Linked DNA regions of Homo sapiens: region 1 is linked to region 2. The links are chromatin loops, found by intact Hi-C in ENCODE. Cell type or tissue: Calu3. All regions are shown on one strand. Each heading gives the region's core, and the rest is flanking DNA. Links, peaks and the distances in the headings are about the cores only.

What was found. A loop is a pair of places that touch in the nucleus more often than their neighbours do. Peaks named below come from ENCODE experiments on the same cell type or tissue, not always from the same donor. Only the 100,000 strongest peaks of a DNase experiment are listed, where the experiment ranks them.
Region 1: a loop joins it to region 2, with 22 times the contacts of the local background. A loop is called at or near these places in 2 of 110 quality-filtered maps.

What each region holds. Positions count from the first base shown.
Region 1 is chr5:10,225,685-10,241,431 of GRCh38, reverse strand. ATPSCKMT (ATP synthase c subunit lysine N-methyltransferase) reads left to right here. Exons shown (of 5, transcript NM_199133.4): 2 at 2,076-2,365; 3 at 4,817-4,954; 4 at 6,171-6,221; 5 at 13,785-15,747. The coding sequence ends at 13,991. Among named protein-coding and RNA genes, the nearest start is that of ATPSCKMT, 16 kb to the left of the region's middle. In Calu3, for the core only: no CTCF peak of the experiment used is centred there; a DNase peak (open chromatin) is centred at 7,771.
Region 2 is chr5:9,889,219-9,904,965 of GRCh38, reverse strand. It overlaps LINC02112 (long intergenic non-protein coding RNA 2112), which reads left to right and starts at 1,142. Exons shown (of 13, transcript NR_027112.2): 1 at 1,142-1,441; 2 at 2,213-2,314. It also overlaps a transcript of TAS2R1 not described here. RefSeq lists an enhancer at 9,267-9,768. In Calu3, for the core only: CTCF peaks have their summits at 6,226 and 6,432 (motif pointing left); a DNase peak (open chromatin) is centred at 6,445.

The DNA.
Region 1 (15,747 bases), core at 5,890-9,889, 340 kb before region 2:
CTTTCTGTGTGTCTTGGGTTCAAATTTGTACTGCACTAGAATAGATTGCCGTAGTTCATGGGTGTGGTGGGAAGAAAAATGTCCTCTCCAGGAATGTCCACATTCTAATTCCTGCACCTGTACAGATGTAATCAGTGGTCTTGAGATGGGAGATTATTTTGGATTATTTATGTGGGCCCAGTGTTATCATGAGGGTTCCTATAAATTAAGAGGGAGCCAGGCATGTGAGAGAAGGTGATGTCAGGACAGAAGCAGAGATTGGAGTGATGTGGGGTCAAGAGCCTAGGAATGTGGGCAGCCTCTGGAAGCAGGAAGAGACAAGAAAACCTGCCCGAGGGCCCCCAGAAGGAACGCAGGCCTGCCAATTCATTTCAGACTGACCTCCAGAACTGTATGATAATAAATGGTGATTTTCTTTTCTTTTTTTTTTTTTTTGACATGGAGTTTCACTCTTGTTGCCCAGGCTGGAATGCAATGGTGTGATCTCGGCTCACTGCAAGCTCTGCCTCCCGGGTTCAAGCGATTCTCCTGCCTCAGCCTCCCTAGTAGCTGGGGACTACAAGCATGCACCACCACGCCCGGCTAATTTTGTGTTTTTAGTAGAGATGGGGTTTCTCCATGTTGGTCAGGCTGGTCTCAAACTCTCAACCTCTGGTGATCTGCCCGCCGTGGCCTCCCAAAGTGCTGGGATTACAGGTGTGAGCCACTGCGCCTGGCCATAAATGGTGTTATTTTAAGCCACTAATTTTGTGACAATTTCTTACAGCAGTTATAGGAAACCTATAACTGCATTCGACCCTGTTCTAAGTGCTTTACCTCCATACACTCATTTCATCCTCACAATATCCCTGTGACCCCCACTTTGCAGATGAGAAAACAGGCTCAGCAAGGACCAGGGATTCAGGGTCCCATCATTAGTGAGGTGGCAGAGCTGGGATCCTAACTTTGGCTGGCTCTGGAGGAGTCCTGCTTTTACCTCCTGTACTGTGCTCCTTGTTAATCAATTTTAAAATCAATTTTGTCAATATTAATTTCAAAATCTTGAGATCCCATTTAAATGCATTTTAAAGGACAAATCTCAAAAGGATATTTAAGGTACCATTCATTTCTTTGTAATCAGTGATTGGGGTCTGCGTTATTTTATGTTTATGATAGTACTAAAATGATGATCTTATTTTTTATTCTTTTTTTTTTTTTTGAGACAGAGTCTCGCTCTGTCACCCCGGCTGGAGTGCAGTGGTGCGATCTCGGCTCACTGTCAGCTCCACCTCCCGGGTTCATGCCATTCTCCTGCCTCAGCCTCCTGAGTAGCTGGGACTACAGGCGCCCGCCACCACGCCCGGCTAATTTTTTTTTTTTTTGTATTTTTAGTAGAGATGGGGTTTCACCATGTTAGCCAGGATGGTCTCGATGTCCTGACCTCGTGATCGGCCCGCCTTGGCCTCCCAAAGTGCTGGGATTACAGGCGTGAACCACCACGCCCGGCCTTATTTTTTGTTCTTTTTGGATCCGCTGTAAAAGTCTCTTTATTACCATACTTATTTAAGATATTTGGTAAAACCTGATTTTTGTCTCTTCTATTACTTTAAAATTGTATTGGTGAAACTGGATTGTAGATGCCAGACCAGATTTGATGTGGAATCCTTTAATTCTACTTGAAATTGGGTAATAATTAGACATCTTTATGCTTATTTGTTTATGAGGCTTTGTTAGTTCAGAACATAAAAATATGTAGTGCATGATTAAAACTTGCACTAATGGATATTAAATTAATAAATTACTCGATAAGTTTGAATACATTGTTTTGTAAGGATGACTCCTAGACACACAAAAAATCAGTACTTTGGAAAGAAAAGATTTTAGTCTTCTCATAGTATTGAATAATGTTCTTCAAAATACCTTAATAGGATTTAGAACTAATTGTGGGATCCTACAGTTGACATTTAGCTTGTATTCAGCTAAATTATCCTTTAAAAAGCATGAGTTTGTTTGCCAATGAGAATTGTAGAAAAAAATGCTCTCTTGGATTTCAGATTTGGTGCTACATGTGTCTCTTCTGCTTGCTTTCAATCTAGGTATACCCCTAGAAACACTTAAAGAAGAAAGTCAGTCAAGACATGTTCTACCTGCAAGTTTTGAAGTCAACAGTTTGCAGAAAAGCAACTGGGGGTTCTTACTTACTGGGCTTGTGGGTGGCACCCTGGTGGCTGTGTACGCTGTAGCCACGCCGTTTGTAACGCCAGCCCTTCGAAAAGTCTGTTTGCCGTTTGTACCTGCAACTACGAAGCAGATTGAAAATGTTGTGAAAATGTTGCGATGCCGAAGAGGATCCCTTGTGGACATCGGTAGTGGGGACGGACGCATTGTGAGTTCTGCTAAAACATTTTAAGGTTTGAAACCAGAACTTAAAATTTCTGCTTTACATTTAGTAAGGCTTACACAAAGACTTAACTAAATCTGACAGCTTGAAAGAGTGCTCATTTCATTTTATGTTTGTTTGACCAAACTATTCAACTACCAGTGTGTTTGGAATTCATTTTTCCCAGATTTAATTTGTTCTTAAAGGAGGAAGTGTGCTGTAAACATGCCAGGTGAAAAAGAACAGTTAACTGGTAATTATCAAATTGTCTCTTAAAATACATGGGCCAACAGAGGTGGCATGAGAAGAAATATGTTAAATCATGGCATTTCACTCCTTTACATTTTTGCCCCATAGTTGTTTGCTTCTGCATTTGTCTGTATTTATCCATGTATAAGTAATAATTCCTGGGGTAATACAGAGTTAAGAAAGAGCCAGTGATTAACCCTCACTAAGCCGAAGATCAGTCTTTTTATGAACTTCTCTCACTTGACCGCAGTTGGGCACCTATAAATAAAAGGCCACTGATGGGCAAGTGGGTGTCTCAGAGCAGGTTCCTCTGTGGGCAGGGTGGCACCATCCTTAGCCTCATCCCAGAGATAAGCTGAAAAGTTCCAGCAGCAGTGGGAAAGGCTGGTGCTATGGAAGCATTTAGTGTGAAGGCCAGCAGGACTCTATCACCTTTCACCGGCTCCTACAGACATAGAGACTGATTTTGTGATTCTGAGCTAGAATAATCACGAGGAGGTTAGAAAGTTAAGATATTTTTAATTTAATTTTTTTTTTTTACTTATAAAATTGTGTTAAGATACACATACCGTAGTGTTTACCATCTTAACCATGTGCAGGTGTACGGTTCGGGGTGTGAAGCATATTCACGTTGCCGTGCCACCATCACCACCACCCATCTCCAGAACTCTTTTCATCTTGCAAAACTGAAACTCTGCCCCGATTAAATAATAACTTTCTACTCCTCTCCTCCCCTCACCCTCTGGGAGCCACTATTTGTTTCTAAGAAATTTATTAGTGGCCAGGTGTGGTGGCTCATGCCTGTAATCCCAGCACTTTGGGAGGCTGAGGTGGGCAGATCACGAGGTCAGGAGTTCAAGACCAGCCTAACCAACATGGTGAAACCCTTTCTCTACTAAAAATACAAAAATTAGCCAGGCATGATGGTGCACGCGTGTAATCCCAGCTACTCAGGAGGCTGAGGCAGGAGAATCGCTTGAACCTGGGAGGCGGAGGCTGAAGTGAGCCAAGATCACGCCACTGCACTCCAGCCTGGGTGACAGAGCGAGACTCCATCTCAAAAAAAAAAGAAATATATTAGTCTGTTTTCATGCTGCTGATAAAGACATACCTGAGACTGGGCAGTTTACAAAAGAAAGAGGTGATTAGACTTACGGTTTTACACAGCTGGGGAGGCCTCACAATCATGGTGGAAGGTGAAAGACAAGGAGGAGCAAGTCATGTCTTACATTGATGGTGGCAGGCAAGGAGAGAGCTTGCGCAGGGAAACTCCCCCTTATAAAACCATCAGATCTTGTGAGACTTACTCACTGTCATGAGAATAGCATGGGAAAGACCTGCCCCCATTATTCAGTTACCTCCCGCCAGGTCCCTCCCACAACACATGGGAATTCAAGATGAGATATGGGTGGGGACACAGAGCCAAACCATATCAATAAATCAAGGAGAAAGTTTTGAAATTCATATTTGAATGCTTTACGTATTTGAAGAGTATCTGTGGTTTCTGAGAAAATGTTTTCTTGCAGCACTGTAGTACTTGGGAACTATCTTAGGTGGGACAGCTGAGTCAAGGGATGCTCCCTTAAAGAATGGGGCAGGACAGAACAGGCAGAGAGAACCCAGGACTGCCCCACATCCCTCCCACTCTCCGGAGGCCAGTGGGATTCCACAGTTGACGTTATTGGGATTCATTTCATTTTACTTTTACCTGTTTTCAGTTTTGAGTAAACAGTCATTAACTACAAAGGAAATATGTAACTAATTGCAGATTTTTCATTGACAGGTTATTTTTATTGCATATTATTACTTGTTCACAAAACCATCCTCCCAGACACTTTCATTTCACTGCTGCTGTGCTAGCCCACTGATGGAGAGATGCAGTGGATTTTCAGCAATGTTTTGTTCGACCTCCCCGGGGGTTGGCTGACCTAGAATCAATTATGGAGGTGTTCCAAGTGAACCTGAATGTCTATTCTGATACTTGAGGTGAAGTCTTTAACCAATCAAGGAAACTAAGTTGCATGGGTTGACTATTACGTTGTCCACAAAGCTATATCGCTTTAGAGACACATTTTAAAATGATGTCTTAGTCACGGGAGGTGCTTTTTGATTGGATGTTTAAACCATTGATAGGAAATATTCATATTGTTTGACCATGTATGTTCATTTTTTCTTCTTATTTTGAATAAATCCTGCCTCTCTCCACAGGTCATAGCGGCTGCGAAGAAAGGGTTCACAGCAGTTGGTTATGAATTAAACCCATGGCTAGTTTGGTATTCCAGATACCGCGCTTGGCGAGAAGGTGTGCATGGATCTGCCAAATTTTATATTTCAGATTTGTGGAAGGTATGTAAGGCAGAGAATGGCCCTAGAGAAATCCAAGGGAAAATTTTATTATTCAAAATTAGTATGACTGAGAACTGAAAAATGTATTAAAAGAAAAATAATTAAAATCCAAGTGAATATTCTGGCATAATGAAATATGTAAAATTGATACGTTTTACAAATAGTCTCCTTTAGAGAGAAGCTTAAAGTTTTTATATGATAGGTCTTGTGAATTCCAAGAATTTATTTACTAAATTAAAATGTTGTCATTTCTGTTTCTTACAAAATAATGAGATTTTTCATCTCATTTGGAAATCCTATAAATTATTATTGATAAATATTAGACTTTTCCATTTGTGTGCCTGTGTGAGTGTGTGTATGCATATTCGTATATTTAGAGAGACACAGAGATGGTTGCTGGAGAATCGTGCTATCACGGTTATTTCTTATCCTCATAAAGTATAAGATACTTCCAAATTTATTTGTACTCTAAAAACTCTAAAAATGCCCTGTAATTTTGCTTTAGGAATGTTCCATAAAATGCTTTTTCTTAAATAAGAATTTTCCATTGTAATATTGTCATCAGTAGCTTACAAAAATTCACTTGAGTTTTGCTTGCATTGTTTTTTTATGCCATATGTGCATAAACGATCTCTCTATAGAGTAAATAAGACTTATTGGGCAATAAGAATTTTAACTGGCAAAGCACATTTCCCCCCAGTTTTTCAACTAAAGACCATTTTATTGCACTTTTTTACATAGTATTTTAGAGAAGAGGAGGGGGACTCAAATTTTAAGGATGGTTCAACAACAACAAAAAACAGATGGTTCTGAAGTCTCCTGTGTTCTGGTGAAGCTGGTGGTATAGAGTGGACTGGTGCGGGAACACGTGGCCCCGGTGCCACCAGCTGGTCACAGTGGGGTCACAGTGTGGTCACTAGCTGTCTGACGCATGACCACTGGGGCGTGCCCTGGATGGAGTCACCCTGAGGATGAGATGGGATGACTTACAGGGAAGCGTTTGGAAAACTGCAGTGGATTGAATTAAAATGAATGAGAGCATGAACATGTTATTCTTTTCCTTGTGAAATCTTAAGGAGGGCCGCTGTTCTTAGGAGTTCATCAAAACCCACCGTTTGGTAAAATGGAAAACTGCTACCCATTTCTGTAAAACAAGTTAAGCTTCACGTTTGGCTTTTTGCACTTAATCTACTGATTATTTTCCCACCTTGTTCAGGTTACTTTTTCGCAGTACTCGAACGTTGTTATTTTCGGTGTGCCTCAGATGGTGAGTATGCACTTTCCTGCTCTCTGTTTGGGGTTAGATGATGTTGAAGGCCCTTCCAGCCACAACACCACCACTCACCCGTGTGAGGGTGATGGCCTCCCAGAGATTTTAGGGAACACTGGATTTCAGTTCATTGATTTAATAAAATACTTCAGAGTCTTAGAAGTTTAATCATAAAAGATTCAGTCATACTTTTAAACTTTGGCTTCAGATTAAATTCTCAATGATTTCCCTAAGCCTTAAACATTCCAGTTTGGAAACTGCTTTCTGAGGTCCCGTGTCTAATGTAGTTTGCAGTTTTCACAGCCGCTCACTTCCACTTCGCTGAAATCGCTCCGGAAAGTTAATGAGATGTTCCCTCTGAATTGATCATTCCTCCCATTTGGAAGGAAGATAATTTTCTGGGTGGATGAGCATTGAGTAGTTTCAGTTTACCTCAGTTTACTGATTTGCTAGAGGATGGCATATTGAACTTTGATTATGTACTTTCAAAAGTGAAAATGCCACAGTATTGTACTGAAAATGGCCCTCCTTAGCCTTTGGAAGGATGGTCATGGTGGGAAGCTTTTGCTGTATTGCTGGTGCACAGACCATGGAAAGAAATCCCTTTTCACGTTTCAAAGTCTATCATTGTAGCCATAATAAAATTGGCAGAATTGAATGTTTGCTAAAATGCTGTGATATAGCTGATAGGGTTTTAATTTTTTAAAAAGACAATTTACCTTTTTTTATTTTGTTTTTTAATTAATACCCAAATTTTTGTATAAGACATTTCAGTGCTTGAGAAATGTATTTCTACTACTAAGACCTTCAGTATAATGCCATATTCTTTACTTTTAAAATATAATTTAGAAATGCTTTTGTAAAATATTCTTTTTTTTTTGAGCCAGGGTCTTGTTCTGTTGCCCAGGCTGGAGTGCAGTGGCATGATCTCGGCTCACTGCAACTTCTACCTCCCTGGTTCAAGCAATTCTCCTGCATCAGCCTCCTGAGTAGCTGGGACTACAGGCACCTGCCACCACGCCCAGCTAATTTTTATATTTTTAGTAGAGGTGGGGTTTTGCCATGTTGGCCAGGCTGGTCTTGAATTCCTGACCTCCAGTGATTTGCCTGCTTCGGCCTCCCAAAGTGCTAGGATTACAGGTGTGAGCCACTGTGCCCAGTCTTGTAAAATGTTCTTGAAAGTGACAGTATCCTGTACATTTATAATTCTCATTAGGCCTAAAATTAAGACCAAACTTTGGTATTCAGCCTTTTCTTATAGAAGTGAAATGAGGTAGAAGGGCACACTCCCTGGTCATTTTTAAAAAACTGATTGGGATCATAGATTGATACGCAATTTTGATGGTGATTTATTACCTGTGATGTTTGGGCTTTCGTTCTAAAATGGAATTGTTAGCTTTTTGGAGACAAGTAACTTTAATTTGAATCTGTGCTTTATAAAAATAGAATGTTAGCATTTACTGGAAATTCCATGCGTTGTGGAGAGGCAGGATGATGAAATCAGGATTACTTGTCCCAGCGGGGGGCAGCAGTGGCCTTTGGTAGTCATCGTCACTCCAGGACCTGTGGAGCCGACTCCGGGTGCTTCTTACCATGTTTGAAGTAGACTGACTCACTTTATGGAGCTGTTCAATCAGGGGAAATAAGAGTCTTATTATTTATGAATACTTTTGTGATTACTGTCCATTCTTCTGTATGTAGAGAAATCTGAAATAAGGAACATGTACCATTTCACTATTCCCAAGGAGAAAGGGGAGCAGCTGAAGGATACAAAGTGTCCACGTTCCCTGTAATAGAGATTTGGCCAGCTTGCTGTCTTCATGCTGGTGGGTCGGTCAGGGGTGCGGAGGCTGGGATGGCTTCTGTTGGTTTGGAAGGCTAAGTTTTGTGTGTGGAGGCCCCTACTTTCAGCCTTCATCAAGCTGTGTCTCAGTGGAGGCCATGAGGGGAGGGGGCGTGTGCTGTGCCAGTCGACCATCCCAGCCGTGGCTGGGTGACTCCACAAAGCCAGCATGCCATGTGACGTTCCCTGCTGATGCCCAGGTAGATACTCAGAGAGCCAGGGGAGCCTTGGGGAGGCCCAGAGCCAGGAATCTCTGGGGCTGTAAACCCTCACCCCTGCTTCTGATACCAGACTGATGATCCCTAACAGCTCTGTGCGGTTGTAGCTCAAAATCAGAGGTGCCCTAGCATTTCCACACAAGTATGTATCTATCTAAAAAGGAGCAGGAATCCCATCTGGATCTGGTCAAGCCAGTTGTGGGGTTGTGAACATCCATGTTTAACATGAGCTTACGCACTGAGAGCATCTTTTCAAAGTGCAGAGCAGATCAGCCTTGCTCTTGTGTAAAACCCTTCTGTGACTTCTTGCCGTTTTTAGGGATAAGGCCCAAATACTCACTGTGGCCCTGAGGCTGGTGCGCAGGGGCCCCTGCTCCCCTCCAGCCTCCCCTGGGCCATGCTGCCCTCAGCTCTCTGCACCAGCCCTCCGTCCTTCTCTCGGCCCCCTGGACCTCGCCATTGCTGCTCTTCCCAGAGCCTGGGGTGTTTCCTTCCTTCTGACTGTGGTCTCCCTGGCTCTGGACTTCGTCGAACAGCACTGACCACTCATGGGCCAGCTGTCTTTTCCTCTGCAAGGCAGTCCTTGATGACAATGAGGCGAGCTCCAGCGGCCCGCTTTACTCTCATATAGTACCTTGTTGCCCTGTCCTTAGATGGGTTATTGTGCATTTCTTTGTCTGAAGGCTTCGACACTGCTAGCTGTGTGCACTGCACCATCAGCTCAGGGGCAGGGACCAGGCCTTTCTTCTTCTAGCTGGCCCAGGCCTCCAGCACCGCAGCACTGGCACAGGCATCACTCAGTAAACGGTTGTTGAATGAATGAATGTGGTCTAAATATACCCATTATTTATACTTTTCCCAGAAAGCTATCTACTTTCATAACTTCAAAGAATGACCAATTTTAGTTACAAATTCTGTTATGAATTTTTTTTTTCTTTTTTTTGAGACAGAGTCTCACTCTGTTGCCCAGACTGCAGTGCAGTAGAGCGTGATCTTGGCTCACTGCAGCCCCAGCCTCCTGGGTTCAAGCGATCACCTGTCTCAGCCTGCCAAGTCGCTGGGAATACAGGCGTGTGCCACCATGTCCGGCTGATGGTTTTAGTTTTCGCAGGGACAGAGTCTCACTATGTTGCCCAGGCTGGTCTCAAACTCCTGGGCTCAAGCAGTCCTCCGGCTGCAGACTCCCAAAGTGTTGGGATTACAGGTGTGAGCCACCATGCTTGGCTTTTATGAACTGATGAACAAAAATATTATCATTATGTTCTAGTGAAGAAAAATAACTCGTAGCTGAATCACTTTTTCTTCCTTCTTTCCTTCATTCATTTGACAAGTGTGGCCACTATAGCAAGCCCTGTTCTAATCGCTTGGAATACTTCAGTGAGTACAAGAGAAAACACACCTGCCCCAGGTGCTCATATGCTAGTGGGGAGAGCAGATATTACATGAGATGCCTGTAGAAGATGCATCATACAGCAGAAGCAAAAGTGCTGTGGAGCAAAGCAAAGCAAGGGCGGGGTGGGGCAGGGACAGGATCCCTGCAAAGGTGACCTCTGAGGTTAGGGAGGGGGCGTGCAGGGAAGAGCGCCTCGGGCAGGGTGGGGGGCAGTGCAGCAAGCAGGCAGGTGTGGCATGAGTGTGCGTGGGGAGGTCAGAGAGGAAGCAGGATGGGAAGGACACCAGCCCTTGGAAGGGCAGGAGCCTTGGGTGAGCAGAGAGGAATGCAGGGCTGGCTGGGCTTGAGAAGGGTCACAGGCTGCCATGTGGAGGCAGGGGTGGGTACAAGCTGGGAGACAGGTTATAAGCTCTTGCAGGTGTCCAGGCCACGGAGTAGCTGGTGAGAAGCATCAAATTCTGTGTGCATTGTGAAGATAAAATCCACAGGACTAGCTGGCAGATCTAACGTTGGGGAGAGAGACAAAGGTGGGGTCACAGGCAGCCCCAGCGTGTTGGCCCAAGTTACTGGAAGTTTGGAGTTGCCTTGGGAAGTGGAAGCTTGTGTCTAGCACCTTAGACCACCGGGCCATCCTGCCACACGCTTGGAGTTGCTTTGAACTATGCTGGGGAAGGTGCAGGCGGAGCTGGCTGGGAAAGTCAGCATGGGCATGTGAAGTTTGGGTGTACATGACATCAGGCTGGCAGTGGTGGGTGAGAAGGAGTCTGGGGTTCGGGCCAGAGGGTGGGCTGGAGATGTAGGTTTGTTGGGCATCCGCACAGATGGAGCCTGGGAGTAGCTGAGACTCCATGGGGAGCACGAGGATGAGCTGTTGAAGGCATGAGCTCTGGACCCTGGCATTAGAGGTCTAGGAAATTAGGGGCAACCAGTAGGACTTGAGAGGGGAGCCTGGGGAGGAGGAAGTGCCAGGAGTGAGTTACACTGGCGGCCCAGTGAAACCGGGGTTCCTGGGGGGCGGGATGTGTGTGTGTGGCAGGGCTGGGTTATCTTATACCTTTCAGAACTATGTTTAAAGTTTTGTAGATGTAATTAGAATAGGATGAGTTCATGCCACTTTGAAACCTATAATTGTATGAATAATTTTGAATTCCTTTACGCAGACATGACACATCACGGCTTCTCTTTGCGTATGATATCAAGCACCAGATTCATTGCATATTTATGTGTAATTTAGTCAGTTAATTTCTTATGATGGAAATAGCTCCTTTCATTTTTAGGTTTATCTTGACTTAGCATATGACAATCATTTGGAAATAAAAGAAACTATAAAAGAGAAAAGAATAATAGCATCATGAATAAGTTTATAATTATCCTTTTTATGAACAAAATTACCATAAGAAATCTCTGATATTTTGGAAAAACACATATTGTTTCATTCTTTGCTTATTTAATTTTTCCCTCAAGGAACAAAACTTTTTTTTTTTAATCTATACTGGCTGTTAAAAGAATAGAAATTCCTCCATCCTTAATAGAATTTATTCTGTGTTATCTTCGCATTGATTCTAATGAAGAATTAGAATTTAGTTCATTCCAGCTGTAGGTCATGTAGAAGTTTTTCTGAGCACTTGGTTATAAGATATAGGCCAGGAATAAAACCATCATAGAAGCCCTATCAATTTCATCTTGGTTACTTTTTAGAGGAATAATTTTTGCTTAGATCTTGTTTTCTAAATATCACTTCTCACTAAGAGGAACCAGGAATCTTTGAGAAAAAGGCTGAATCAGGACTGTGGAAGGGAAGATACAAAAGCCAGGAACATTTTGTTAAGCCTGAATGTAAGGAGTGCTCACAGTATTTGATAACAGCATGTCCAAAGGACAGAGAAGCCAGCGGCAAGAGCCTCCCAGTGGCCAAATTAGGAGAATTCGAGCATTCGAATACACAAGGACAGTAATGGATTATAACCCATCAAATGAAATAAGAATATAGGTGTTTGTCCTTATAGCAGATCGGTAGATAAGGAGACAGAGAGAGGCAGAGCAGGTGAGGGGAAAGCTGTTCCTTACGGTAGAGTGCCAACTGTACATCTAGAAGAAAGGACAGAATTAGCAGATTGATTCAGGCCAGAATCATCCGTGAGTGCTATTTCAAGTGTAGGGACTCTCTGATGAGTAACAGGATTTACATCATCCCAAAGCATCTCCCCACAAACTACTCATTATAAAAGCAAAAATAGCAACTGCACAATGGAGACACCGGATCCCACCTTCACTGTGTGGTTACTGCCATCATCAAGAGCAGAAGGGCCTCCTGGGTGTCTGTGGAGCCCTGGTAAGTTCACAGCTTCACAGGTGGGGTGTTGCCAAAGACCACACACCGCACTGCTCATGAGCACACATCAGAGGACCCACCGCCAGGGCCACTCGGTCCGATAACTGAAGAATGTTATTGTCACGAAAACCAAAGAAAGACTGAGCAACTGTTTTCCGTCTAAGGAGACCAAAGGAATGTTATGGCTAAATGCAAAAATGGTCCTGGACTGGATCATACCCTTGGGAAATGTTATACAGAACATTATTGGGGCAATGACAGAATCGCAGTGTTATTTGGAATTATTATATTGGAATACAATGTTAAATTTCCTGAATATAACTGTGCTGGGATTATGTATGAAAATATTTTTCTTAGAAAATACACACTGAAGTATTAAGGAAGTAAAGGAGCATATTGTATGCAACCTTTTCTGCAATGGTTTAGGAAAAAAATGTTCAAAGAGAGGAAGAGAACAAATGTGACAAAATGTTGAAAATCGGTAAACCTGTAGGCCAGCTGCAGTGGCTCACGCCTGTAGTCCCAACACTTTGAGAGGCTGAGGTGGGCAGATGGCTTGAGCTCATGAGTTCAGGACCAGCCCGGGCAACATGGTAAAACCCCATCTCTACAAAATTAGGAGGTTGAGGTGGGAGGATGATTTGAGTCTAGGAGGCGGAGGTTGCATTGAGCCAAGATCACACCAATGCAGTCCAGCCTGGGCGATAAATCTTGTCTCAAAAAAAAAAAAATTATTTGAACCTGGGTATAGGTATACAGGAGTTCTTTGTTCTGTTATTGCAACTTTTCTGGAAGTTTGAAATTATCCCAAAATAGCAAGTTAAAAGAAGAAAGTAGAAAAAAATTATTTTTAGGATGTGAAGGTGGTGAAGGTGGTAATATATTTTTAGGATCTGCAGATAAGTTTTTAAGTAGTTGTTAATTTGCTGATGTAATTAAAATATCAATACTTCTAGCAAATAATAAAAACTCTTTATTGGTAGATTGATAATAAAATGGTACAACGGTGGTATAAGTTAGGCTATCAAGAAATTCATTATCAGTATATTATGGATACATTTTTAAAAATTATGAAATATTTCATGATATTTCCAGTTGGTAGAATTGTGCATATTTTTTCATAGTCTAACTATACCACATTTCATTGACTGTAGATCTTGATTTTAGGATGCACCATTGCTATTGAGAAACAAAAAAATTGCTAATTATAATTCTAAGACAATTAGTGTTGTGTGATGTGTCCTGATTTCAGAGATGTTAAAAATGTGCAAAAATGTGGCTGGGCGCAGTGGCTCACGCCTGTCATCCCAGCACTTTGGGAGGCCGAGGTGGGCAGATTGCTTGAGCCCAGGAGTTTGAGACCAGCCTGGGCAACATAACAAGACCCCTCTCTCTTAAAAAATGGTGGAAAAATAATGTCTTAAATATATGAGACTAGGTATATTGAAGTGTTGAAGTGCGTTATTTAAAACTGCTTCTTATTAAAATTACTGCCACATCCTGATTTTATTTAGAAAACTATAAATCTATGATAGACATCTGCTAAAAATGGCATATTTTATAATTAATACTAGAAGGTGTTCTTACAACTGCTGTCAGTGTATCTTCTGTATTTCAATGGATTGTTTGTTTATGTGTTTGTGTCCCAGAGTGCTCTTTTTAACAAGTAGTAATTTTTGCTCAGGTATTTTCAGGGACTCTTAAAAACAGGAAATTTTGGGATCATTTCCTCTGACTCACTGCTCACTAAAATAATAGCTGTTACTCTCCACAGATGCTGCAGTTGGAGAAGAAACTTGAACGTGAACTTGAGGATGATGCACGAGTTATTGCTTGCCGGTTCCCTTTCCCACATTGGACTCCAGACCACGTCACGGGGGAGGGGATAGACACAGTGTGGGCATATGATGCAAGCACTTTTAGAGGCCGTGAAAAGAGGCCCTGTACATCGATGCATTTCCAGCTGCCCATTCAAGCATAAACTTGACTGGGAGTGTTTTTCTGAAATATTGTAGTCTTCCCTGATCTTGTAGAGACTTACAGCTGTGTCCTTAGCAAAGGAGCATAATTGTCTTTGGTTTGGAATGAGAAATTACTATTACTTTCCTTAACTGTTGGAGAAAACAAACGAAGAAAAACAGGTAGATTTAAAATCTGCTTTTGATGCTATTTTCTTAAAAATTGTACTTACTGCCTTTCCATGCACCTGGATGCATGAAAAGATGAATAAGTGATGGTCATGGTTATGGGTAGGAAAATAAGATGCCAATAGCTCTTCACATTATAAACAATATGGCTTAATGCCTCGATAAGGAGAAATGATTTTTAAAGACAGTATATATTACCAACTGTTTGTAGTATCCTATAACTTTGTTCATACTTAAGTTGTATCTCTTTCCTTTTTGTACTTCATGGCAAAATTAATTTTCTAAAGGATTCAGAGAGGCGTTTATATTTTATAACATTTATTAGAAATAATTTGTTCCACCACTAGATTACTGTATTTTATGGAATCTAAGCTGTATATGTGTACATTTGTATACATGTATGTGTAAATGTAAGCCTGACGTGGGTTCAGATTCCAGTTTTGTCATCAGCAAGAGGCCTCGGACCCATGACTTACTGCCTCTGAGCCTTGGCTTTCTGTGTATCTCTGCCACTGGGATAATGGTACACATAACAGTGGAGTGGGGACCAATTTCTAAAACTCATGGCACCTAGTCTTTGGTCCATAAATGGTGTTTGTTATTTTAGACACTGAGAAAAATCTTATTCACAGAAGTTGCAGATTATTTCTGCTAGTCACTTTTTTATTTCTTGAGAGCTGCCACTCATTTAATATTTCTCATTTATGAGAAGAGACTTGACTGATTTAGATAAAAGACGAATTAAGGAAAACCTTTGAACGTGAGTAGACAAGCTTCATATATCTGTAAAGTGAATATTGAATGGTAGCTTGAGTCATTCGTACTTATCACAGAAAAGAATTGAACTCCCAGTCATACACCTGTAACTGAAATACCAAACTGTCTTAATGGAGATGTAATGAAGTAAGATGGTCACATCTTTAACTAAACTTATAAAAATTGGTCAGTTTGATCATTTTCATTTAAATGAGAAACATCTGGGGACACATTCATTCATTCAACAAATATGTATTCAGTATCTACTGTAGAAGAAGCTCTGAGATTCTGCGGTAAATAGACATGCAAAGCCCCTGGCCTCATGGAATTCCTATTCTGGAAAGGAGAGACAAACAAATAAGCAAGGGAATCTTAGTGTGTGTGGAGTTCTCTGAAGTAAACAGTGTGATGGTGTAGAGAGCACCTGTGTGAGTCTGAGATGAGGGGATGTGATGTTGTGGACTTCAGCCAGGTTTTTGGCAGCTAGTGTCTGTCCCTTTTTCAGTAGCTCCAGTCTTCTTATGAAGAATGAGTTCTTTCTGTGGTGTGTGACTTTAGTGGGAGGGCAGCTCTTGCTCTATGCCTCTCAGTTGCCTTCCACTGTAACCAGTCCTGTAACTGGTCTGGGCACACTCGGAGGGGGATCCATGGTAGCTCCTTGCCATGAAGATGTGGGTAGAGGAGGGTTCTGTGGGGCCTCGGAGGTGTTCAACATTTTCTAGAAGTGTTCCTGGTGGGTTTATAGAGGCATTGATATGGTTTGGCTGTGTCCCTACCCAAATCTCATCTTGAATTCCCACGTGTTGTGGGAAGGACCTGGTGGGAGGTGATTGA
Region 2 (15,747 bases), core at 4,551-8,550:
AAGCTCAGTGATTTTTCTCCTCAGCTGTATTCGGTCTACTAATGAGCCATCAAAGGCATTTTTCCTTTCTGTTACAGTGTTTTTGTTCTCTAGTGTTCTTTTTTATTCTTTCTTGGAATTTCTAGATATCTGCTTACATTATTTATCTGTTCTTACATGCTATCTACTTTTGCTATTAGGGCTTTAAGCATGTTAATTATAGTCTTTTTAAATTCATGGTCTAATAGTTTCAACATCCCTGCCATATCTGGGTCTGTTTTCAATGCTTACTCTGTCTCTTCAGACTGTATTTTTTGCCGTTTAGTGTGCCTTGTCATGTTTGGTGAAATGTGGATGTGATGTACTGGGCAAAAGGAAGTCTTGTAAATAGGCCTTTAGTGTGTGGTGGGTGGTAAGATGTAGGACAGTGTTTCATAGTCCTATGGGTAGGTCTCAAGCCTTAGATGAGACAGGATGGATGTCGGGGGCTGGATTTGGGTGTCCTTTCTCCTATATGTAAGGCTAGAGCTAGCTTGATTGGGGGTATTTTCCTTCCATCAGGTCAATTAGGCTCTGATACATCCCCAGAAGATCAGGCTTTGGTAAAATACTTTATCTTGCAGTCAGAGCTTGTTAAAAAGAGCAACAGGGATATTTTCTGGGGGAAAGTGGTGGCTAGGAGGCAGGACTAACTTGCAGTTACCACTCAGATGGACAGAGCAGGATGTGGAGACCCACATAATGAACTTTTGCTCCAGGAACTACTGCAAGAATGTACCAGAAAAGCCAAAAGAATCCACAGACCCTTTGAAGGAGGTGGATTGCCATTGCAGGTTCTGTGGGACAGCTGAGGAACTGTGAGTCTGCTTGCTTTATCAGCTGGGAGGCTTGTAGCCTGGGGCAGGTTCTCAGGCCTGCTCACTTGCTGCCTGGAAGTAAACTCAGTGCTGTTTGTGGAGCATGGTGAGAGTGAGACTGGTCTCTCTAGCTCTGGGCTGCACAGGAACTGAGTGAGGCCTGTGGTTCCTGGCTTTCCTCCACTTCCCTGGCAACTTGTGTGACACAACAGAGGCAGCCATAATCCCCTTGGGAACACAACTCTGTTGGCCTAGGAACCATACTCCCATCTGTCATGGCAGCTGCAGCAAGCCTCACCCAAGGAGAGTCTGGCTGGAGGCCAAACAACACAAAACCAGCACACTTAACAAAAATATAACCAATGACCCTTGCAGAGTCCACTTAACTCCCCTCCACCAGAGCAGGTGCTGGTATCCACAGCTGAGAGACCTGAAGATGGATCACATCACAGGACTCCTTGCAGACATTCTCCAGTACCAGCCCAGAGCCTGGTAGGTCTGTTGGGTGGCTAGACCAGTATTCTAAGTGAAGTAACTCGGAAATGGAAAACCAAACATCATCTGTTCTCACTCATCAGTAGGAGCTAAGCTATGAGAACACAAAGGTATAAAAATGATACAATGGACTTTGGGGACTTGGGGGAAAGGGTGGGTGAGGGTTGGGATAAAAGACTACACATTGGGTACAGTGTACACTGCTTAGGTGATGGCTGCACCAGAATCTCAGAAATCACCACGGAAAACTTATCCATGTAACCAAGCACCACCTGTTCCCCAAAAACCTATTGGAAAAAATAAAGGACAACATGGATGAAACTGGAGATTATTATGTTAAATGAAATAAGCTAGGCACAGAAAGACAAACATCACATGTTCTCACTTACTTGTAGGTTTTTTCACTTACTTATAGAGGTGGGGATGGTTAATGTGTACAAAAAAATGGATGAATAATACCTACTGTTTGATAGCAGAACAAGGTGGCTATAGTCAATAGTAACTCAACTGTACATTTTAAAATAACCTGAGTGTACTTGGATTGTTTGTAACTCAAAGGATAAATGCTTGAGGGGACGGATGACCCATTATTCATGATGTGCTTATTTCACATTGCATGCCTGTATCAAAACATCTCATGTACACCAGAAATATATACACTTACTACATACTCACACATTTTTTTTTAAAAAAGAATTATCTGATATATTTCAAAATGGTTACTTTTCCCTTCTACCTGCTGAAGACACGAGTGATTTTTTCTCCGATAGCCACCGTGAGAACCTGGTTAAGCTCCATGAGATTAAAATTTTCAAAGGTGGTGAGGGGTATGGGGAGGTGGGGACTGATCACTGTATTGATCTGTAGTTTTTAACTTTCAGACCTGTCCACGCTGAGTTTATAGCAACTGTCAATTACGGTTCAGATTTTCCTACCCCAGCGTGACTTTCCAAAGAGGCTTCTGCTCATGGATTTCTGCTCCAGTAAGTTGTGATTTTTAGTATCTGCCTGTCTCTCCAGTTTGTGGGGCAGAAGTTTGCCCTGTGACCTCACCTCTATGATGGATCTAAGAAGAATTTTTGATGTTTCCATTTGTTTAGCTTTTGACTTGTTGTTAAGGTGGAGTGGTGACTTCCAAGCTCCTTATATGCTGGACCAGAAATTGAAAGCCAAATTTTAGAAGAAATTATCTCATGGGTTGCTGGCCAGCCAAATGACAGCCATGGCTGGGTTAAATTTGGGGGTGTTATGTGCTCTACAGGGATTCTGCTTCCAGGATCTGGGGAGACAGCAGCCCTCTGGGAAGAACCAAAAGCACAGTAACATTCTAGAACATGTCCACAGTGTGGTAGTTGACCCACTCAGTTCATGTATGCCTCAATAGCATACTGTTAAATTATAAACTTATGAATAAGAAATTTGTAATAAAGATTTTATAACCTCACAGGTCTTTAGTAAGGCTAAATAGTAGAGCATGGTATTCAATGACACACTATGTTTAAGAGCTATACAGCTATAATAGGGGATAAAAGACTGGCTTACCCCAGGTGTCAACTGTAATATCTTGGCATGCTTTGCCCGTGATATCTGAGGGACAGACGTAACATCAAAGAGTAATGGAAGATTAACAGGAGTAGCATCTTGCAGTCCAGCGAGTCCACTACTCTGAGATCCTTTCAGTTCAGTCCTGCTAGGCTGGACGTGGGAGGATGATAAACAGGCTGGTGCTGAAGCAGCTATTCATGGTTAGTTAAAGCAAAAACACATGGGTGGAGTAAGTGAAGGACAATTTATTATATGGGGCATTTGCCGAAGCTATTTTTCTAGCATAGGTGTGCTTTCTTTTTCTCCGGAAAATAAATAGAACAATCTGACTTCCAGTCTTCTTGCCTGTCTCCGGCCTGGATCCACATCGCTTCATGCTTGCGCAGTTGAAATTATTTTCCCACAGAGTGCCTTACTTTCTGTCTTTTCCCCTTCCAATTCATTCTTCTTACTGCAGGAAGATTTATCCCCTAAAATACCCTGCTTATGATGTACACTTCCTTTTACAAAGCTTTCAAAGGCCCCTATTATACCCAGAGCAAAGTGTAAACTCAGTCAGTATTCTAGAGCTTCTACATTCAGACTACAATTCTTTCAATATTTTTTTCTTATTGTTTCCTGGCTTCTACTGTCCCCTCTGGCCACATTGTTTTCCAGAAGAATGAACGCCCCTGTGCATACCTAAACTTTTGGCCATGCCCTCTTTTCTAGGCTGATGGTTTTCTCTCAGCCCAAACAGGTTCTCTGGTAGCTTAGTCTCACCAGAGTCGCTTTCTGTAAGAAGTCTTATTTCATCTTTACTTTGTCCCCTACAATCTCTAGCAATTCCTTTTTTCTGCTGCTACATCATCTCTAGACTGTGACATTCATTTGTATTGAGCTGTTTGCCACCTTTCACAGCCATTTGTTCTGGTGTTTAAGTCAAGTTCAGGATCAAAGCTCCTGGAGAGATGCCTACCCTTCTCTGTGGTCTTCTCAGGGTCCAACCCAGGGCCCTAATGGGAGGCACTAGTACCTATTTACTGAGTGAGTGAAGGGTACAAAGCAAAGCAGCTGCGAATCTGAGCCAAGGTATTGTGTCCTCCGAGGACGACTAGTGCAAACAGAGACACGCTTCTCAGACAGGGTCTGTTCCTGATCAACTGCTCTGTTGCGGCTGAATGCAACCAGCATTATTCTTCCCCACGCAAATTAAATCCGTTTGAGCAGGAGGCCGAGGCGGGCGGATCACGAGGTCAGGAGATCGAGACCATCCTGCCTAACACGGTGAAACCCCGTCTCTACTAAAAATACAAAAAAAAATTAGCCGGGCATGGTGGCAGGTGCCTGTAGTCCCAGCTGCTCGGGAGGCTGAGGCAGGAGAATGGCATGAACCCGGGACGCGGAGCTTGCAGTGAGCCGAGATCACGCCACTGCACTCCAGCCTGGGCGACAGAGCCAGACTCCGTCTAAAAAAAAAAAAAAAAAAAAACCATTTGAGCAAGTGTATCTTAGACTATAGAGTGATATCCTATACATAATGAAACATATAACTCTGGCTTGTGTAAATCGACTGTACTCTGCCCCACTGGCGGGATGTTTCTGTGTTTAAGCTTTCTTGAATGCAGTGCTGCATTTGATACTGAAACAAAATGAAATCTTTTCTTGTATTTTCAAGCATGAACATTTAATCCATAAGAGAAGAAATTCAGTAAGTTAATGAATATAGGGTAAAATATTAAATCTTACTGGTGGCTGAAATCATGCAAATTTTAGTAGCTAACATCTGTGGAAAGGATAGTGTTTGTCAGAGGTGGTTCTAAGAACATGTCATGAATTAACTAATCAAATCATCACCATGATGCTGTTGAAATGGCCTCATTATCATTATAATCTCCATTTGATCAATGAGGATCTGATGGGTGGTAAGTTGTGAAGCTTGTGTATAAAACTAAGACATTTAGTTTCAGAGAGAGAACATATCTGTACCCAGTATACAATTCTGCCTCTCTGAATTCTGCCTACTTCTGTCTTGCATGACTGCCCTTATGAAACTAAACATTTCCTTACCATATGACCAAGCGAATGCACTTTTGGGCATTTATCTTAGAGAAATGGAGACTTATCTTCACTCCAAATATTGTATGATTCAGCTTTATTTGTAATAGAAAAAAACTGGGAACAACCAAATCGATTGATTCATTTGGGGACCGGACCACAGGCTGGGAACCACCTTCTAATGATGTAATCACCAACTGGACTCCATTGGGACATCTCAACTTTGTTGCTCAAATAGAGGTTCTGTAAGATTATAAGGCAATTATGTGTCTTTTCTAGACCATTAAGCAGGGAGAAAAAAAGCACTTTAAAGAGGGCACTGTTTTCATATCTATTTACATAGAGTCTAGTTTTTGTCTTCTTGTGAGAGGCTGCTTATTTGAAATTTTCACCTTTAGCTATTTTTTTTTTTTTTTTAGACAGAGTCTTGCTCTGTTGCCCAGGCTGGAGTGCAGTGGCGCGATCTGGGCTTACTGCAACCTCCACCTCCCGGGTTCAAGCAATTCTTCTGCCTCAGCCTCCCGAGTAGCTGGGATTACAGGCACCTGCCACCACACCCAGCTAATTTTTGTATTTTTAGTAGAGATGGGGTTTCACCATATTGGTTAGGCTGGTCTTGAACTCCTGACCTCAGGTGATCTGCCCACCTCAGCTTCCCAAAGTGCTGGGATTATAGGTATGAGCTACCACACTCGGCCACCTTTAGCTATTTTGCTGTCTTGTGTTCAAATTGAGAGGGAAAGAAGTTCCCCTTGGTATACTATTTCAGAAAACTTGGGCTGTATAAGAGAGAGTGGAATGGAGAAATGAAGACAGTAGTCACTCCTGTCCCTCTGAACTCCTCTGGTGGTCATACATCCTGAGTGCCGACTCCATCCTTAAGCTCATACTGTTGTCTGTCTATAATTTTCCTCTAAAATATTTTAGTATAGATGGTGTAAAATATTTATATGTGTGGGCTAGTTTCACTCTATGTCCTAAGGGTGGTTAGTTGGCATTTATAGTGTCCAAAAGAGAAATACACATTCCAATGGTAGGCACGGTTAGCATTTTAAAGATAGCCAACAAGAATTCGCAGTTCCATGTCCACTTCCCGTCTTCAACGACCTCCATCTGTAAATGTCTGCACTAGATAATTGTTAATTAGCATGAGGATTATTGCAGATAAGTTTTATTGAAAGAAATGGGTGGTGCGCATGATCGTTGGAATATTGTGGGTTGGTTAATCCCTGTCCAGGCCCCTCTGCCTGTCTGTGGACAGGGGTGCAGGAATCTGGAGGGCCCAGCTGCTACATGTTCTCCTTTAGAGTATTGCCCTTCATCTAGGGCTCTCTGTTGTTTTGCTTCCTGCCTCTTAATTGGGAATTCTGTGTCCTGATCATGCAAGGGACTTGAGGAGTTTCTAAGTGGCCAAGACCTGGGACCTTGCAGAGTTTCTAGGAACAGATTGTTTCATGACTGCTTGCCAAGAAACATTGATTTCTGTGGCAGAATTCTGTCTGTAACCTGCTTTCATGGTGATGTGCCATCTGGTGGTGGCAAAGCCATGTGCGAGAGGCCTCAGTGTTCTTTCTCATAACTAGAGGCCAGCAGGAATAGGCCTAGCTTAGGGAAGGTCTCAAAACCACGTACACACGGCTTCTACCTCGTCCCTCTCTCTTAAAGAATTTCCTCTGATCTTGGAGCCAGGAGATGAGGAGGCTTTGTGAGGATAAGATTAGATTATTGTGCCATAAAATTGGAAGTACTTTAAAATCTGGGCCCCTTTGTATTTGGGAATTCTGTACTTCCTACTCAGTAATTTACTGTCACATTTTCCCCACTGATAATAGGAGGAGACACACTTAAGGATGTATATTTTTCAAAGATGGTTATTTTGGAGCTTAAACAGTGTTAGATTATCGTGAACAATTATTAGGCAAGGAAAATTAGCCCACTTAATTAACCTAAGATATGTATTAATAGTTTAAAGCTTAGTCATTAGGAACACAAGGATGCGTTGGGAACAGTAACAGTCTTACTTAGAATTCCGAAGTGAGTCCCCGTGTCATTAGAAAATACATTGTTATGAAATTCGGAGGATTAATTAAAGTTAAAATTTGAGGGACTGTATTGAAGATGCGTCCTTGGCTCATGTTTCCTCTTTAAGTGTTGTGTTTATATATCAATCTAAAACAGAAAATGTGTTCTTTAATCTGCAGGCTCTTAGTAATTTTATCTTTCTCTTCAGATAAATTGTTTGGTTGCTTTCATCATCTTCCTAGTACATTTTGAACTGCTTAGTCTACCAAAGTAGAAGAATCATGCTTAATAAAACCAAATGACTTCTTCTTTCAAATGTTAATTCAGCAAAAAGAAAAAAGAAAGAACCCTCCCAAGAATGGGAATGTATGATCTCATAAAAGTTGTCTTTAGGCAAAGATATAATACATGCCTACTTTGTCATTTCAGGAAAGTTATTGAAGTCAAAAACAGCCAGTGCCTAAGTTCTGGGTATAGACGTGCGGTTAGCCTAAACTTACACACACAGTAGTGGATTGTTAACTTGAACACACCAGTTGCAAATCTAGGTGTTTTTGTTTGTTTTTTGTTTTTTTGTTTTTTGAGATGGAGTCTTGCTCTGTCACCCAGACTGGAGTGCAGCGGCGTGATCTCGGCTCACTGCAACCTCTGCCTCCTGGGTTCAAGTGATTCTCCTGCCTCAGACTCCCGAGTAGCTGGGATTACAGGCATGCGCCACCACGCCCAGCTAATTTTTGTATTTTTAGTAGAGACGGGGTTTCACCATATTGGCCAGGCTGGTCTGGAACTCCTGACCTTGTGATCTACCCACCTTGGCCTCCCAAAGTGCTGGGATTATAGGCATGAGCCACCGTGCCCAGCCATATCTAGCTGTTATTTTGTTTTGTTTTGTTTTAAGAAAACCTCATGTTACATCCCTTTAAATAATTAGCTGGAGGAAAAGTTAAGATCATCCTTAGTCTTCTGGGTAAGTAGCCATTTTTCCTGGTGCCCTAGAAATTACATAACACAGATGTTTTCATGGTAAAATGCTTGAGTGCAGAGGCTAAGAGACTTGCCTCTCTGAACCATCGACATTCATTCTCTTCTCCTGGATGACTTCTTGGGGATCGGAGCCAAATTGTTGTCTCCCTTCTTAGCCCCAAAGTTGTCATGCACACAGTAGATGCAGAAGCAGTGGGTGCATTTAGCAAGTCCTGCTGTGTTCATGGGATTGGATTTATTGCTTGGGGAGATACAAAATAATTAACTAGTGTGGCAAATGAGGTCCTTGCCTTGCAAGGACTTAGAATATAGGCATGAAGTGTTAAGACCTAAACAACATTGCCAAACAGGCATGGCAAAGTGGATAAAGTCTAGCGTGATTTCTTTAGCCCTTGTTTTTGGGGCACAAAGTAAAGCCATTAGGTGAGGAATACTTTCCATAGAAAGTGTTCTTCAAGTGGAAATGATCTTCAAGTGGCTGAACCCTGAGGGAGGTCTAGAATTTGGGTCGGCGGTTTGGGTCGGCGGTTAGAGAAGGGAGGACAAGTAACAGAGACAAGGCTCGCAGAGCTTCAGCCCGTCTGGAGAATAATGATGGATACGTTTTCTAAACTGACCTAAACCAATTAGGTTCTTTTTGGTATAAAATGTAGCCTCCAAAAAATGAAAGGTGGCTGAGGTTTAGCCATTCTCCTGTAACCTCAAATGCCAGTTTAAAGAAAGCCAGTCCCAAACCAAATTCTGCTACCCATATGGACATTTACTAAACAAATACTATTAGCAAAAGACACGAGAGATAATCCAACCAGTTCTGTAAGATTCGTGAAGTCCCAGTTCTCTGTGTTTTGTGGTCACCCTCTGATAGGCAGAAACCTCTCACCTTGGTGGCTAGACCCAAGTTGCCTGGGGAGGCGGGGAAGCTAACAGGTCTCTCAGGATCCATATACCTTGTATAAGGGTTGGGGTAACTCTAAAATATTTTCACCAATACCCATATCTTGGATAGCTTTAATTTCACACTAAGAAGCTAGTTATAACATTCATCATAGAAATTTTAGAGGCCACTATTTTCACCAGTAAAGACCCATCCCTAACCCTGGATGTGCTAATAATCACAGTACAGGTTGGAGGTTGAAATTCAGATGCGTTCATATCAGCTTTACAAAGCAATGGCTTCTTGACTGTAACTCCATCAGATTACAGCTGGACTCTCTGTTTCTTATTAGGGCAACTGATGCCTCTAGAATTATAATTTCAGTGGAAAGGCACACACAGAATATTGCACTGTCTGTGATAAAATATTTTTGAGAGCATTGTAGACAGTGTGATTTAAGATTGGTGGGCTGGGGCAGATCTGTTGATAGAGTGCCCAGAAGGGCAGACTGCATATATTGGATTTGTAACAGAACAGATCTCTGATGGTTATTGTCCGCTTCTAGAGTTTAGGCAGAAAAGGATAAGAAAAGAAAAAAGAAAGACCTCTCTGTTGACCATTGCACTGATTCAAAAGGAAGCCTCGCCTCTGCAGGCTTTTTGAGGCAGCGCTATTCCAGTAATCAGCAGACTGCCTGCTGCCCGGCTCAGCCACAGTGATTGCATATGGCTGTGGCTGCTACATCACTACAGGGGGTGGTATTGACTTTCAAAGGCAATGGCGGTCCCTTCATCTGTGCCATTTCCTCTGAAACAGAAGTTATTTTCTCTCACAACTGTGCATCATATTTGTAATAGCTTATTGATCAAAGCCAGGTCCACTTTCAAAGCAGGAAGAAACCAGGTGTCTCCTCCTCATGTGTTGGCTTTCCATCAGAAGGCACTGGTTTTGCAGTCCCAGCTCTTCTGCAGAAGCCATACTGCCTTAATCCCTTCCTTCTCCCCCATCACCCCCCTTCACACACACGCAGTGACATGTGCTTAGGCATGAGAAAGCCGAGGCCTTTGGTATAAGGTAGAGAGTGAGCTGAACTTGCTGCACTGGGCTACTCAGACAGTTCTTTGTCAGTTGCAGCTATACTTGTTCATCAGGAAGCCTCCCTACCACCACATGGTCTTCTCCAGTTATGTTAGATGTGTATGTGTACCACTTTCTGGCATTCATGTTTTAAATTTTAGAGAAATGCTAAACCTCATCCAGAAAGCCTGAAAACCTCATTCTCACTATGCTGGGTAGAAGTTGGTATAAGGCAACCTTTGCTTTGTATCTTGGCCAAAAATTTACCAACTGAACCACACAAAGAAACCTGCTGTGAAGTGGTTTCACCTGCAAAGGGGCCCCATGGCCTTGGGGCTGATGACCTCATTTTAGGAGTCTCCAATGTCTATAAATCTGTTTATAGCCTTCCTTAGCATCTCTAGGTGACCAGGATAGAACTAACTTACTGTATTAGTTTGCTAGCGCTGTCATAACAAATTACTACAGACTGGATGGCTTAAATAACAGCAATTTATTTTCATGTAGTTCTGGAAGCTGGAAGTCCAAGATCAAGGTGTCTGCAGGTTTGGTTTTTTCTGAGGCCTTCCTCCAGGGTTTGCAGATGGCTGGCCTCTCGCCATGTCCTCCCACGGTATTTCCTCTGTGTGTGTGTGTGTGTCTCCCTGCTGCCTCTGTTTGTGTGTCCAAATTTCCTCTTCTGTTTTTTTTTGTTTTTGTTTTTGAGACAGAGTCTCACGGCTGGAGTACAATGGCGTGATCTTGGCTCACTGCAACCTCCACTTCCCAGGTTCAAGCGATTCTCCTGCCTCAGCCTCCCGAGTAGCTGGGATTACAGGCACACACCACCACGGCTGGCTAATTTTTTGTATTTTTAGTAGAGACGGGGTTTCGTCATGTTGGCCAGGCTGGTCTCAAACTACTGACCTCAAGTGATCCACCCGCCTCGGCTTCCCAAAGTACAGGGATTACAGGCGTGAGCCACCACGTCTGGCCAATTTCCTCCTCTTAAAAGGACACAAATCAGATTGGATTGGGGCCCATGGGAAAGACCTCATTTTAACTTAATTACCTCTTTAAAGACCTCATGTCCAAACACAGTTACATTCTGAGGTACTGGGGGTTAGGACTTTAACAGATGAACTTTCGTAGGGTCAACATATATTCACTTTTTATCATATTTCCAAGTTCCCTAAAAGCCTAAAGGCCATGTTAGGTACTGTGTTTTGGCAGCAGTTCTCACACCCATCCAATCTTTGACCACCTGAGCAGTCTTTAAAGGTAGATTCATGGGACCTTCCTCCTTTTTCCTCCCACAGAGTCTTATTCAGTAGACAGATCACAAGAATCTATGTTGTTTCTGCAAAGTAGACCAGCCCCTCAGGATAGATGTACAAAAGTGAACAGGTATTTGCATAGAAGTCCTTCTCTCTGAGGGGAGAGGGGGGATAGGGAACTGAAGTAGAAGGAGATTACGTTGTTGTAATACACTTTTGCTGTTGGAATTTTTTTTATTACAAGTATGTATTACTTTTTCAGTAAAAAAGGCATTTACTAACTTAAAAAAAATTTTGAAGTGGACCGTTTGACCAGCCCAATTAGAAAACACAGTTGAATGAGTGCTGTCATCCCTTGGGCTCTAGGTACTTCTCATTTAAGACCAACAACCATCTGAGCGAAGAAGTCGGAGATAGGAGTCTGGGCTGGGCTTTGGAATGAGGCAGAACAGACTGAAAGACTCATGGACAGAAGCACAGGTGGCCCAGGTGATATACAAGATAATGGACAAAAGAAAACATGGACTAGAAAGCCCGGCCACGGGAGGTGGAGGTTGCACTGAGCCAAGATCACACCACTGCACTCCAGCCTGGGCATCTGAGACTCTGTCTCCAAAAAAAAAAAAAAAAAGCTGGGGCAACCAAGACATCACCCAGATATTTGTAGGGGAAGAAGGAAGAAGGCTGGACTTGCAAAGATTCCCTGAGCCCTTCTCTCTGGTTGCATGTAAGAATTATTGGGGGAACCTTAAAAATATTGCTGCCAGGACCCTATCCCAGAAAGCTGGAGTGACTTGGTTTTGGTAGCGGTGCAGTCATTGGTAGTTTATAAAGCTTCCAGGGGTTCTTTTGTGGGACATGTGGCTTTGTCTGGTGCATGATCAGTGGTCAGATCTGCCCTGCACTCTCCTGAGAGTGACCACAAGGGCAAATGAATGCAGGGATACTTGGTCTGTGAAAAGATAAGGGAATAGAAATGGGCTTGTGTCTCTTGAAGAAGGGCTGCTTTTTTGTTTTTTTGTTTGTTTTGAGTGTAATACTCTTGTACTTGACTCATAGCCTGCTTCTTCTATCAGCCCATTCATTCAGGGAGGGGAAGTTCCAATGGAAAGAATGGGCATAAGAGGCGCTTTTCCGCAGACAGTTCTAAATATGGGTCAGTGGAGGGGGGTCAAGTGCAGGGAATCAAGAAGACATGCCTAAATATCCAGCCTAGATAACTGGTTCTCAGTCTTGGCAGCATAGCGGCATCTCCAGAGAGCATGAAACACTCTTGAACCCTGGGTCCCATCCTGAGGTTGTTATGTAGTTGGTTCAGGGCTCAACCTGGACACCAGCTCAACTAGACACCTGAAGTTCCCTGGGAAATTCTAAGGTGAGGCAAAGTCTAATAATCACTGGCCTTAAAATGATGTAATTGGAAAGGAAGGAATGGGAAGAAAAACATGATAACCCCCAGGAACTTTTGGGGGCAAGAGTTCTACAAAGCTTGAGAAACTAGTAATAAAGTTGTTAGGCTATGGCATGGGAAGAAGAGTAGATCTGAAATTCATGTGGCATTTCAAAGACTGAGCCCAGCGTACTCAGATCAGAATGTCTTCTGCAGCCTACAAGGATGGCCCTTCTGCTTTGATATCTAGGCAAGAGGCTGGCTGCTCTACATTAGGAAGAGGATAAAAAGTAAAGAAATAAAACCCCCTAAATCTGCCCCTCCTGGGTCAAAGGGATTGTGGGGAGAGGAATAAAGGGAGAGGGTTGGGGTGTGTGTGTTGGGGCCCATATGGGTTCTGATGGGGAAGGGTGAAACTTTAAATATATAAGAAAAAGAGCAGAACCTAAGGTGGGCTATGAGGGAGGGGAGGGCTTGGGCCAGCCCATGGGGTCCTGGGGAAGCTAGAGGTGGTTAGGTAGGATGCACTGGGGTCAGCCTGCCAAGCTCTATCCCTTTTATTTGCAGAAGGGGTCAAGTATGATTGTGAGTTGTTGGGCAGGAGCTGGAGTGGTCATGAAGTGCTTTGGTGGCTTGGGGTACAGAAGTTCTTTAATATTCTAGCCACTGTCCAACTGCCCTGATGGGTACTGGGTGTAATACGAGTCCTGGTCTAATATCTGTTCTCTGGGCTTCCATCTGCAGAGAATGAGAGGCATGTTATATGGGCAGAGGAAACACTGTGGGCTGGGGGCTTTTGCTCAATTTACTTTTTGGATTCTGGGGTCATAGCAGCCACCTAGAAGTAGGTACACTTTGTGGGCAAGCAGGCTTAGCAGAGGGAGGGCCAATGCTGAGCCCTCCCCCAGCCACCTTTGGAACCCATACTCTGTGCATGGGATCCAAAGTACTCATGTGTCTCCTGGCCCCAAAGAGCTTTGCTTATGTGAGTTATGTTGGCAGATACTTACCATGTTAGGAATTAAATTTAAAAAGTATTTAATAATTCACTAAAGACAAAAATAGTACATCTATTACATGCTAAATGAACAATATCTTTTTATGAAAATTTTTTTTTCCCAAAATGAAAGAACATGAAATGAGAGATTGGCATTGTTTTACATTTTTGCATAGCTCTTTAACGTCCTGCTTAATAGAAGATGGCTGCCTGCTTACATCTGCTTCTGTATTCAGTCTGTTGTGATTTGCTGTTTTCCAGATGTGTGGCTGGAAAAGGGGCATGCATTTTAATGTTGGCTTTCTTTTTAGATAATTATGAATAGTCTTCTTTGATACTGTATCAAAACTCTGAGGTAGACTAGAGAGAGAATGAGATTTTAAAAGCCACATAATGACTTCATGTTATTAGGTTTGAATTTGTGGACCCTTAAAAAGGCCATGGGCACCTACCGAGGTCTCCAGACTATACTTTGAGGATGGTTGTGGTAGCAGAAGGAAGCCCCAGATGCTGTCCCCAAAAAACGATGTCCACATGGAAGACCAGGATTCCAAGCAAACCTCCAGTAATCCACTTTGATTATCATTTCATCTCACATTGTGCCTTGTTTTTGGAATCCGGTGTTAAAGTTGACACGTGGTTATAAGTAGGTCACAGTGGCCCTTAAAAACAGGGTCAAGAAATTTCACTAGTCAGTCATTTAAATATCGAATTGACAAAAGGAAACAAATAATGTAAAGTGAGGCCCACTAAAAATGATTAGTTTACATGGACACTTACATGTTTAAAATATCAGTCTTTGTAGAGCTTCAGTCTTGCTGATTTCAAATACTCTTTTATGTCCCTTTTAAGAGAACAAATCAGACTGTAAAATTATGTTTTTAAGGATACTGTGTAATAGTCTTTGTTACTTTAGGATGGCAACATGAGCCCTACAATGATATATATAATGGGGTTGGAAAGCTGGGGAGGAGAAAAGATAATAATGATTACAAAGTGAGAACAGATAGGGGACCTACAGAAGCTGCAAGACCCTGAGATGTGAGGCGGAGGAGGAAGGGCTAGGCAGGAGTAGTAGGTTCTAGGGGGAATATCAGGGTTAAGTGTTAGAGCAGGAAAGTGTGAGGTCATGGGTGGACATATTGACGAAGTATTTGAATTGAGGCTTATAGAATGTCAGAAGTTTTATGCTCTTAACCATCACGTAGGCGGCCTTTTTGAGAGAACACAAAGGTTCTGGTTTCTTTTTACCTTGCCTTTTCTAGCTTCTCTGCAGGTGTCTCCAACTCAACTTGTTCATGAAAACTGTGGGATTTCTTCTGAAGGCTGGATCCCGAGTCCCTTTTTCTTTTTACCCTATATTTTATCCTTAGGGGATCCCACTCACACCCACAGCTTCATTACTCCTTAAACCCAGTTGTCTTGTAGATTTATATCTTTAGCCCCGACCGCTCTCTAACTTCCGTGTGAATCAGCCCACCCGACATTTTACTTGGTATCTCAATATACCTTACACTCTGCTGCCAGAAAGCCACTCACGCTCCCCACCAAGCCTGGTCTTTCTCCCAGCTTGCATATCATCACAAATGTCATGGCTATTCTGGTTTCAGGTCTGAGACCACGGAGTCCTTGTTGGCTCTCTTGCTTCGTCAGCCTGGGTTGGATCCCCACCCCAGCTCTGATGACTTGGTATCCACTTCTTTCAGACTCTGCCCCTTCTGACCCAGTCCTGTGAGGCTCCATGACCTCTCACATGAGGGGCCTTTGGCAGCCTCCTGATGTCTGGTTACATCACTGTTGCCCCAGCACAATCTGCTCCACACAATAAAGTCAGAAGCACTATCTGAAAATGCAAACATGCAAATCTGGTTACCCCCCGCCACCAATAAAAAACAGTGAGCAAAAAACCCCCGCTGTAATGCTTTAATTCAACTGTAAACTCAACAGCTTAACTCAAAATGGAAACAGTATTTTCCCAGTGGATCACAGCAGCCCAAAAGGTATTTTTAGCCATAGCTGGGCTGCCTGGAGTCTACCCTGTGCATGTGTGGTCCTACGTCAGCCAGATACATGAGCAGGATCCATCCACAGAATTTGGGACTCTCCTTCTCCCTACCAGACATCCTGCTTTCCTTTCAGTTACTAGGGCTGCCGTACCTGTCCCTCCATCATCAGTACAGTAAGACTGCACATTTTCATCTGCTCCAGCATGGTGCAGATGGGGGCACTCAGAG